Regions from separate parts of the Homo sapiens genome. Here region 2 is linked to region 1. Evidence: chromatin contacts called from ENCODE Hi-C or POLR2A ChIA-PET data. All regions are on one chromosome and are shown on one strand. Each heading gives the region's core, a stretch centred on a gene start or an enhancer-like site at or near the end of the contact. The rest is flanking DNA. Distances are from core to core; before and after follow the strand shown.

Region 1 (4,754 bases), core at 247-2,746:
AATTTTCCTACAGAACTGATGTCAAATGGGTCACCTCAAAGGTTCATCTCACTCATTCATTCATTCCCCTTCAAGGCAATGGCCCATCTACCCTATATCCCATTTTAGAGACCCTCTGTGTTATCCACACATTCCACTTTTTTACACTCCCCACCTCCAAGGGGTATGCACACTCTGTCCATTTTACTCAAGAAACATGTTTATTCTCTACTGCTTTGGCTTTGGGCCTCCTGACTTTCCACACTCTAGCAACAGCTCCCTCTTTGAACCACTGGAAAAGCCTCCTGACTGGCCCTCCTGCCACATTATGTCCTCCATGTGTTGCAAGAAGCCTCTTCCTTAAGTCAATTTAAAAAAAAAAATCACAAACACCTGCTTCAAATCTTTTCCCTTTCCTTTCCTTCCTTACTTCTTTTTCTTTTTTTTTTTTTTTTTTTTTGGAGGAGGAATTCTTGCTAATTGATAATATTTAATATTTAAACTCCGTAGATTCACATATGACTTCATCAATTGGCTCAACTAATTTTTTTCCAGCTTCATATCCTGGTATTCAAAGTCATGTACAATTTTTTTATTGCACAAAATGTCTCATCTTTCTCTAGAAATAACAGCCCTTGCCATAAATTCCTGCTTTTGTAACATGAAACTGCTTTCCTTTGGAGTGAGACCACTTTGCACCTGGAAGATGCTCATCCTTCAACATCCAGCTTGTCTCCTCCTTAGGAAAATATCCTCTGTTCTGTTGGTGATACTAAAGGCAGTACCCTGAACATGTCTTTGTAAAAGATTTTGCCTTTAGTATTGTGATTACCCATTCACCTGTCTATCCCTTTCCAGAAATGTGAGCTCCTCAAGGGCAGGCTCCAAATCTGACTTTCCTACTATGCACATAGAATGGTACTTGCCATGTAAGAAACAAATCCTTACTGTTTGGGGAAAAAACAAAAGTACAAAGAATACAACTCTAAAATGAACAAAACAAATGATAATATGCTGTTTAGAAAGTGTTGAAAAACTAGGCATGGTGGCTCACACCTGTAATTCCAGCACTTTGGGAGGCCGAAGTGTGGGGGATTGCTTGAGCCCAGGAGTTGGAGGCCAGCCCGGACAACACAGTGAGACCCCAAATCTATTAAAAAAAAATACAACAATTAGCCGGGCATGGTAGACTGTGCCTGTAGTTCCAGCTTTTCAGGAGGCTGAGAGAGGAGGACTGCTTGAGCCTACGAGGTCGAGGCTACAGTGAGCTGTGATTATGCCACTGTACTCCAGCCTGGGTGACAGGATAAGATCCTGTCTCAAAAAAAAATGTGTTGAAATCATTTCTTTCATATCATGTGTTAAATAGGCTTTGAAGGGCTGGCCTTGAAACCTGACAGCTTTGAGCCATCGTGTATCCATGGGAGTAGGCATTCTAGGTTCCAAACAGCACACTTAGAAATGGACTTTGGAACACAACGTGCTACCTCAAGGCTCCACCTGGCCACACAGCAGGCACTGAGGCTGGGAGACAGCCCCCAGACAGATGAGTGTCCGCGCCTCTCTGAGAGGTGAATGAGCCCGGACGGTCCCTACCTACCAAGTCCTGAGGAGCAGCGGCACCAACGACGCAGGCCCGCCCCAGCCCGCCAGTGAGCCGCCCATGCCCTCTGCTAGCCCGGCCCGCCCGGGCCCCCGCCATGCTGATCACCGTGTACTGCGTGCGGAGGGACCTCTCCGAGGTCACCTTCTCTCTCCAGGTCAGCCCCGACTTTGAGCTCCGAAACTTCAAGGTCCTCTGCGAAGCGGAGTCCAGAGTCCCCGTCGAAGAGATCCAGATCATCCACATGGAGCGACTCCTCATCGAGGACCACTGTTCCCTGGGCTCCTACGGCCTCAAAGATGGCGATATCGTGGTTTTACTGCAGAAGGACAATGTGGGACCTCGGGCTCCAGGGCGTGCCCCGAACCAGCCTCGTGTAGACTTCAGTGGCATTGCGGTGCCTGGGACGTCCAGCTCCCGTCCACAGCACCCTGGACAGCAGCAGCAGCGCACACCCGCTGCCCAGCGGTCACAGGGCTTGGCGTCAGGAGAGAAGGTGGCCGGCCTGCAAGGTCTGGGCAGCCCCGCCCTGATCCGCAGCATGCTGCTCTCCAACCCCCACGATCTGTCCCTGCTCAAGGAACGCAACCCTCCCTTGGCGGAAGCCCTGCTCAGCGGAAGCCTTGAGACCTTTTCTCAGGTGCTGATGGAGCAGCAAAGGGAAAAGGCCTTGAGAGAGCAAGAGAGGCTTCGTCTCTACACAGCCGACCCACTGGATCGGGAAGCTCAGGCCAAAATAGAAGAGGAAATCCGGCAGCAAAACATTGAAGAAAACATGAATATAGCGATAGAAGAGGCCCCCGAGAGTTTTGGACAAGTGACGATGCTCTACATTAACTGCAAAGTGAATGGGCATCCTTTGAAGGCTTTTGTTGACTCGGGCGCCCAGATGACCATTATGAGCCAGGCTTGTGCCGAGCGATGTAACATCATGAGGCTGGTGGACCGACGGTGGGCTGGGGTTGCTAAAGGAGTGGGCACACAGAGAATTATTGGCCGTGTTCATCTAGCTCAGATTCAAATTGAAGGTGATTTCTTACAGTGCTCTTTCTCCATACTTGAGGATCAACCCATGGATATGCTTCTAGGCCTAGATATGCTCCGGAGACATCAATGTTCCATCGATTTGAAGAAAAATGTGCTGGTCATCGGCACCACTGGCACGCAGACTTATTTTCTTCCTGAGGGAGAGTTGCCCTTATGCTCTAGGATGGTAAGTGGGCAAGATGAGTCTTCGGACAAGGAAATTACACATTCAGTCATGGATTCAGGACGAAAAGAGCATTAAAGCACGTTATAAATATGTTACCACCTTGAGGGAGCCTCAGGTCCCCGGCAATTATAAGTTAAGAGCTTACTGGCAATGTAATCATTAAAAAACATCAGTAACAACTAAACCTGGCCTTGGGACTACGTTCTCAGATGGGTAACTAACGTCAATCCTGATTCCTTGGTCTTGGTCCCTCTTCCATTTCCCTTGTCCAGAGATCACTGAAAGGCATCCTGGGAAGGCTCTGGAGGCTCCAGCTGATTTCCAGATAATCCATGAAAAAGAAAACCAGCTTCTTCCTTTAGAGACACTATCCTATCAGATTACAGGTGGCTTATCCAAATCATTGCTATTTTGCAGAATTCCCTGGAAAAATGCTATGGCTGCAGACCTTACAAGGCATCCACATAAAACTATTTCACATCAGCACTAATAATTCTTTCTACTGAGAGAAATATGCCCATTTTCACAGGTTTTGTTTTCTTTGGGAAGGGTATTAGAAATGGTAGGTCAGTTACACTATGATGTTAACTAATACTTATACATGTCTGTTTGGGGCAGCATAAAGACCAATTTCCTCATATTTACACCTTCCCTTCCCCTGGATCCCCTGCAGTCACCCTGCAATCCACAGCTAAAGACTATTTTTGCCATATTTGAGAAAGTGGATTTATCTCCAAGGATGCTACATTAATTTTCTATTTCTCCTGCATTCAAAGAAACTCTGGCTATAAAACAAAGGCAATAAATTAGATTTTTTAAAAAAGAAATTATGGTACTTCTTGGGAGTCAAGTTGTACAGTGGTGGGAATGAGAGGTGGGGACAGGCAGTGGTCCAGGTTCTCTAATAGTCATTGCAACTAGATCATCTCTCTCTCTTTTTCAAAGTAAAAATCTGCTTTATACATTAAGCTGCTGCTACATCAGTATTGTTTGAACAAAGGTTTTCACTGTTAAAATAACATTTGAAAACTTTTGAATGAGAAGATCTCTAAGGCCTCATTCAGAATTATCCATTCTGACAATGTTAGTGTTTATTACAACTGACAGTGGGTAATGGAAGATCCTAGACTTAATTACAACCCATGGCTAAAGCACCTGAGAGAAAAGTTTCAGCTTCCTGAGGCCATCAGATGCAGGGGAAATGTTTCAGGACAATAATTTATCAAAACTAGTATTAAAACAGCGGATTCAAAATCAAGATGTGTATGTTTTGATTACACTTAATTACTTAGACAAATTAGTTCACCTACTTTACAACTGAGATTCCTCACCTAATAATTTTTTTTTTCCTGGGAGGGGTCACTTTTCAAGCACTAAAACCTCATTATCTTAAAGGATCTGGGATATCCTTTAAGTTATTCTATTTTCCCGACAAGATATAAAGCCACATAAAGCATTCCCAAAGGATACAGAAAAAAATAACTCTCCCTTATAATCTCCATATACTTTTTGTTTTGCTTCTTGGTAATACTAATCAACCTTTCTAAAGAGAGTCACCTCTTCCTTTCTAGCCACCATCAGTTCACCTCCCATTTTTCTTCTCTATAGGTGTTCCCATGCTCACATTTCCCAGTCTGGTCTACATTTGCACAAAGTTTTATACCCAGTAGAACTACTAAAAATGATCAAATGAACAGATTTCTTTCCTACTTTTGTTTGTAATTAAGAACTCAAAACAAATGCAATTAACAAAAAAAGACATTCAGAGTAAAGTCAGGGATAAGCAAAATGCTTATGAATAAATTTAAATTGCCCTGATAAATTCATGGATTATCTCACTGACAAAAATATGCAAAGTCCTCAGCATCTTCTGAATTCAATTTTAAGGTTCATTTATGAAAAAAAGGTCTTATTTGCATATATCACATGGGACTCCTCAGGGTGTCTGACCCTTTAAAG
Region 2 (4,545 bases), core at 841-3,340, 40 kb after region 1:
CATCAAGGCTCATTAGGAAGCAGTGTGGTACTGGCTCAGGCACACACAACCAATGAAAGCAGAGTGGAAAAGTATAATGCAGTGTATTCATAGCAGCCAATATGAACACACTGCAACCAGCAACTCTATGGATGAATCTTAGCAAAATCACACTCAGTGAAAAAGTAAGTCCAGAGAGATTATCCACAGTGTGATACCCATTTTATACACACAGTTTGCAACAAAATTCTTCAAAAAGGAAAGGAAAGCAATTGTGAGCATGAGAATTCAGGTGCTGATTGCCTGGGAGGGAGCAAGTAGGTAGATGGGGAAATTATGTGGTGAAACAAAAGTCACCGTAAAACTAGATTTTGTTTTGTGTGACAGGTTTATAAATTATTTAATTAGATAAATAACTAAATAATTTAAAATAAACAACTAAGCAAAAGCAGTTCCATACATAGACTAAAAGGAAGTAAAATAATGCTTTGCTAAGTAAGAAAGCTGAGAAATGTGTTACAATATGCAACATATACTGACTGCCATCAAACTTTTTCCTAATGATCCAGGGTCATTATTCTGTAATGCCATAACATGAAAATGCAGCTTGAAAATAGGCTAAGATACAAATGTTCACTGGTCACAGGTGGGGACTATAATTTGCTCTCTTAAAAGAGTCCATATATCTTAGCTATTTTTTTCTCACACACAAATAATTAAATGAAGCATGTTATTGATGAATTTGCAAACCTCACTGCCTTAATGAACCATTAGCTGTATTTGGCTGTATAAGCAGAAGCCTTTGGCAAAATACAGGAAGTATATTTGAATTTGCCATTTGAATTTCTCAGTGTTTTTTTTTTTTCTTAAATCTACACTAAGTGTGAGGTACACATTTTCTCTTTCATATCAGTTGTTAGCTAATAGAGACTGTACTTTGGTGATGGCATAATTTTGCTAGTTTTTAAATTTTTTAAGTTTATTTTAGAGTTGGGGTCTTGCTCGGTCACCCAGACTGGAGTGCAGTGGCATGATCATGGCTCACTGCAACCTTGAACTCCTGGGATCAAGCAATCCTCCTACCTCAACCCCAAGTAGTTAGGACTACAGGTGTGACCCACCATGCCGCCCAGCTAATTTTTATACCTTAATAACCTTGGTAGATACCTCCTAGTTATCTGCAACCTGTCTCTCTCACCAGCGCTGCCATTACCCCTGGTATCTGTCTCTCCCATGCTCACTGCCAGGTATTGTGATTGTCTCTCCTTTCCTAGACAAGCTCCAGAATGATTTCCCCAGGCCTTATCTGTCTTTATATAAGTAGCGCTGAACACCGGAATTATTGCAAAGGCCTCTTAATGGAACTTCCTCTTATTAGCTCTGCACTCTATGTATCTGATACGGTTAGGCTTTGTGTCTCCACCCAAATCTCATCTTGAATTGTAATACCCATGATCTCTGTAATCCCTACCTGTCAAGGAAGAGACCAGGTGGAGGTAACAGAATCATGGGGCTGGTTCCTCCCATGTTATTCTTATAATAGTGAGTGAATTCTCAAGAGATCTGACAGATTTATAAGGGGCTCTTTCCCTATTGCTCAGCACTTCTCCTTCCTGCTGCCTTGTGAAGAAGGTTCCTTTTTTCCCCCTCACATTCCACCATGATTATGTTTCCTGAAGCCTCCCCAGCCTTGCTGAACTGTTAGTTAATTAAACCTCTTTCCTTTATAAATTACCCAGTCTTGGGCAGTTCTTTATAGCAGTATGGAAATGAACTAATGCAGCATCTACCATTAAAACTGTCCCCAGGGTTGTTTATTATTAGTAGTATTATTATTATCTAATGTGACCATATCACTCTTTAGTTTATGCACCTTCAAATGTCTTTCATTAGAGGACAGAGTAGTGTTTCTACACTTGTTGCAGGGGCAGGTCTCAGGGTTTGCAAGTTTCACATGAGAATTTTCTAATTTTGTAATTTCAGTTCTAATTTATCTTTTAAAAACAATATAAACTTATTGTGACCTATCTAACTCAGCTTTCTGAACCTTGAATCATACCTGAATCTCCCAGGAAGCTTTGAAAAAAAAATCAATCCAAGGAGGCTCACATCCAGTAACTGTGACACATTCGTTCTGAAAGGCTAGTTAAAACATGTTAAGGTATTTGGACTACAATTGACCCTTGAACAACATAGGTTTGAAGTACACCAGTCCACTTACACATGGATTTTCTCTGTCTCTGCCACCCTTAAGACAGCAAGACCAAGCCCTTCTCTTTCTTCTCTCTCCTTCTCCTTCCTCAGCATATTCAACGTGAGGATGAGGAGGATGAAGACCTTTATTATGATCCACTTCTACTTAACAATAGTAAATATATTTTCTCTTCATTATGGAATTCTTAATAACATTTTCTCTTCTCTAGCTGACTTTACAGTAAAAATACAATATACAATACATATAACATACAATATATGTGTTAATTGACTGTTTATAATATCAGTAAGGATTCCAGTCAATAGGAGGCTACTAGTAGTTGAGTTTTGGGGGAGTCAAAAGTTATACATTGATTTCTGAGTGCACGAGGGTTTGGTTCCCCTAATCCACACACTGTTCAGTGTCACCTGCATTCTCTACACAGTGGATTGCTGGAGAAAAATTTTTAAGAAAGGAAAAAGACAAGGGTAGATCTCAATGTGAAAAAGCACTCACAATACCTCTGTAGACGACATGACTGGTGACAAGCCTGGAGACAGGGAGGTCAAGAAGATACTAAGGTCAACCAGGGTAGAGATGAAGAAGGAAGGATGTAAGGCAGCAGTGTAAGTAGAAATAGAGAGCAAATTCTGGAAGAGAAAGATGTTTAGGAGTTAAGGAAATAAGAGTTAGAAGGACATTGGCTTGGGCAACTGGTGGTGTCATCTCTCCTCAAAAAGAACAGCAGGATAAGTGGGGACAGGGAGAGGTAAATGGGGATTTGTGAAGTACATAAAAGAAAATGAGTTCAATGCTCAGTGCAGGTTTTTGATATGGCTGCAGAATATCCCTGTACAGAAGTCCAAAAGAGAATTAGCATTAAACATGTACAGAGGAAGAAAATTTTACTTCAGGTATGCAAAGTTGTGCAAAATATTGTAGCATTTTTACTTCTCTGTAACTGATCTAGATTTCCTCATGATCCTCCATCCCAAAGCATAGCACAGAAAAAAAAAACTATCTTGTAAATTAAACATATTTTAGTGTTTTGGGTGAGAATGTTATTTTGTTCTAATCAATCTATTATAGGTAAATATTCAATTAATTCAAACTTCAGATTCTCCAACAATAGTTTTGTGTTGCTATTTTTTTCACCCTTTCCCTTCTCCTTCAAAAAATCATCTGAAGGGGAAAATGTACAGACCTCAGCAGGTGAGCTAGGGCGTGATCCATGCTGCCCTATGGTCTCTCCAGACATGTCCCAAGTCCGCTCTTGTCTCAGAGCACTGGGCACAGGAAATATGCTGGTTATGCCACTGGTCCTCAGCGGCCTTTGATGTAGGTTTGCATCTGCCACTGTGCACCTCAGACCTTGCCATTGTCTCTCAAATGCCTCATTCTCAGTGTCCTCTATTGACCACAGGTCTGCACTCATCAGCCAGTCCATAAAACACTTCTTTGGATCCATGGCTGTTGGGTGGGTTAAGGGTTGTGTAATGGGAAACTTCTCCATTAAATGCATGTCACATGTGCACCATACAACAGCGGCATTAACTCAGGCTGGTTACATGGACATCTTCCATGAGTGCTTCCCTACTGTTTTTGAGGCATGCTGGACAGGGTCTCTATATACACCCATCAACACTATGTCTAAGGAAACCAGCCACTAGCTACCATCTTCTCAGATTTATCCTTTTCTACTGCAGGCTACGTCTTATCTGACAGTTTCCCCTACTTCCTCTTTCTTACTGACTCCCTTACCCTACCACTCTCTCCCTCTTTCCTTGATTCAGGCTTTCTTTTAATGACACGTTATATCTCATAGGGGCTCACCCATATTTGCCTCCTTATATTTTTTCGGATAATTTATTATGTGTTTCATGTGATTTAGTTCCTTAACCTGAAAAATCCAATAAAATCTCATCCAAAAATGCTTATGAGTACATTAATTTCAGCCAGTCAGTATGAAATTCCTGTTAATTTTGGAAGTGGTATATCAAAATATGATCTCATTTTAATGTTAGTTATATTTTTACCTAAAATGGTCTTTATAGTAATTATTCTCATTCTATAAAGTATTTAATGTTTAGGCATTCAGCTATTTACCAATGAGGGAAGAAAGATTATACCATATTATTTATTTACTTTATATACTTTATATATGTATCCTAAATATATGCAAGATTTAACATTGTGTAGGCTTACCTGTATTAAAGAAAGCCTCCACTTAGCAATTGGGTAGGTTAACAAATGTAGTTTTCCTTGTGATGCATCTTAAGGTCTACTGTGAATATTGCTTTAAAATATAACTGGTTAAATTGTTATTTTCACATTAGCAGAGTGATTTAATTTTTGTCAATTCTGACAATATC

What was found. A loop is a pair of places that touch in the nucleus more often than their neighbours do. ChIA-PET counts read pairs that join two places held with the same protein, here RNA polymerase II (POLR2A). Pooled maps may share reads with other maps.
Region 2: a loop to region 1 is called in a map with no recorded cell type, with 7 times the contacts of the local background. The contact joins the enhancer-like site here to the promoter of DDI1 in region 1. A Hi-C loop is called at or near these places in 1 of 168 maps with a recorded cell type or tissue (heart right ventricle), 1 of 37 single-sample maps with no recorded cell type and 1 of 50 pooled maps. POLR2A ChIA-PET finds 5 or more read pairs at or near these places in 3 of 52 experiments (PC-3, PC-9 and T-cell).

The regions. Positions count from the first base shown.
Region 1 is chr11:104,035,144-104,039,897 of GRCh38, forward strand. DDI1 (DDI proteasomal shuttling factor 1) reads left to right here and starts at 1,497. Exons shown (of 1, transcript NM_001001711.3): 1 at 1,497-4,053. The coding sequence starts at 1,680. The coding sequence ends at 2,870. The region is part of intron 1 of PDGFD (platelet derived growth factor D); the gene reads right to left.
Region 2 is chr11:104,074,546-104,079,090 of GRCh38, forward strand. All of the region lies in intron 1 of PDGFD (platelet derived growth factor D), which reads right to left. Among named protein-coding and RNA genes, the nearest start is that of DDI1, 40 kb to the left of the region's middle. Within about 2 kb of position 2,091, at least 2 of the 41 ENCODE cell types and tissues checked have a DNase peak (open chromatin) inside an H3K27ac peak, as active enhancers do.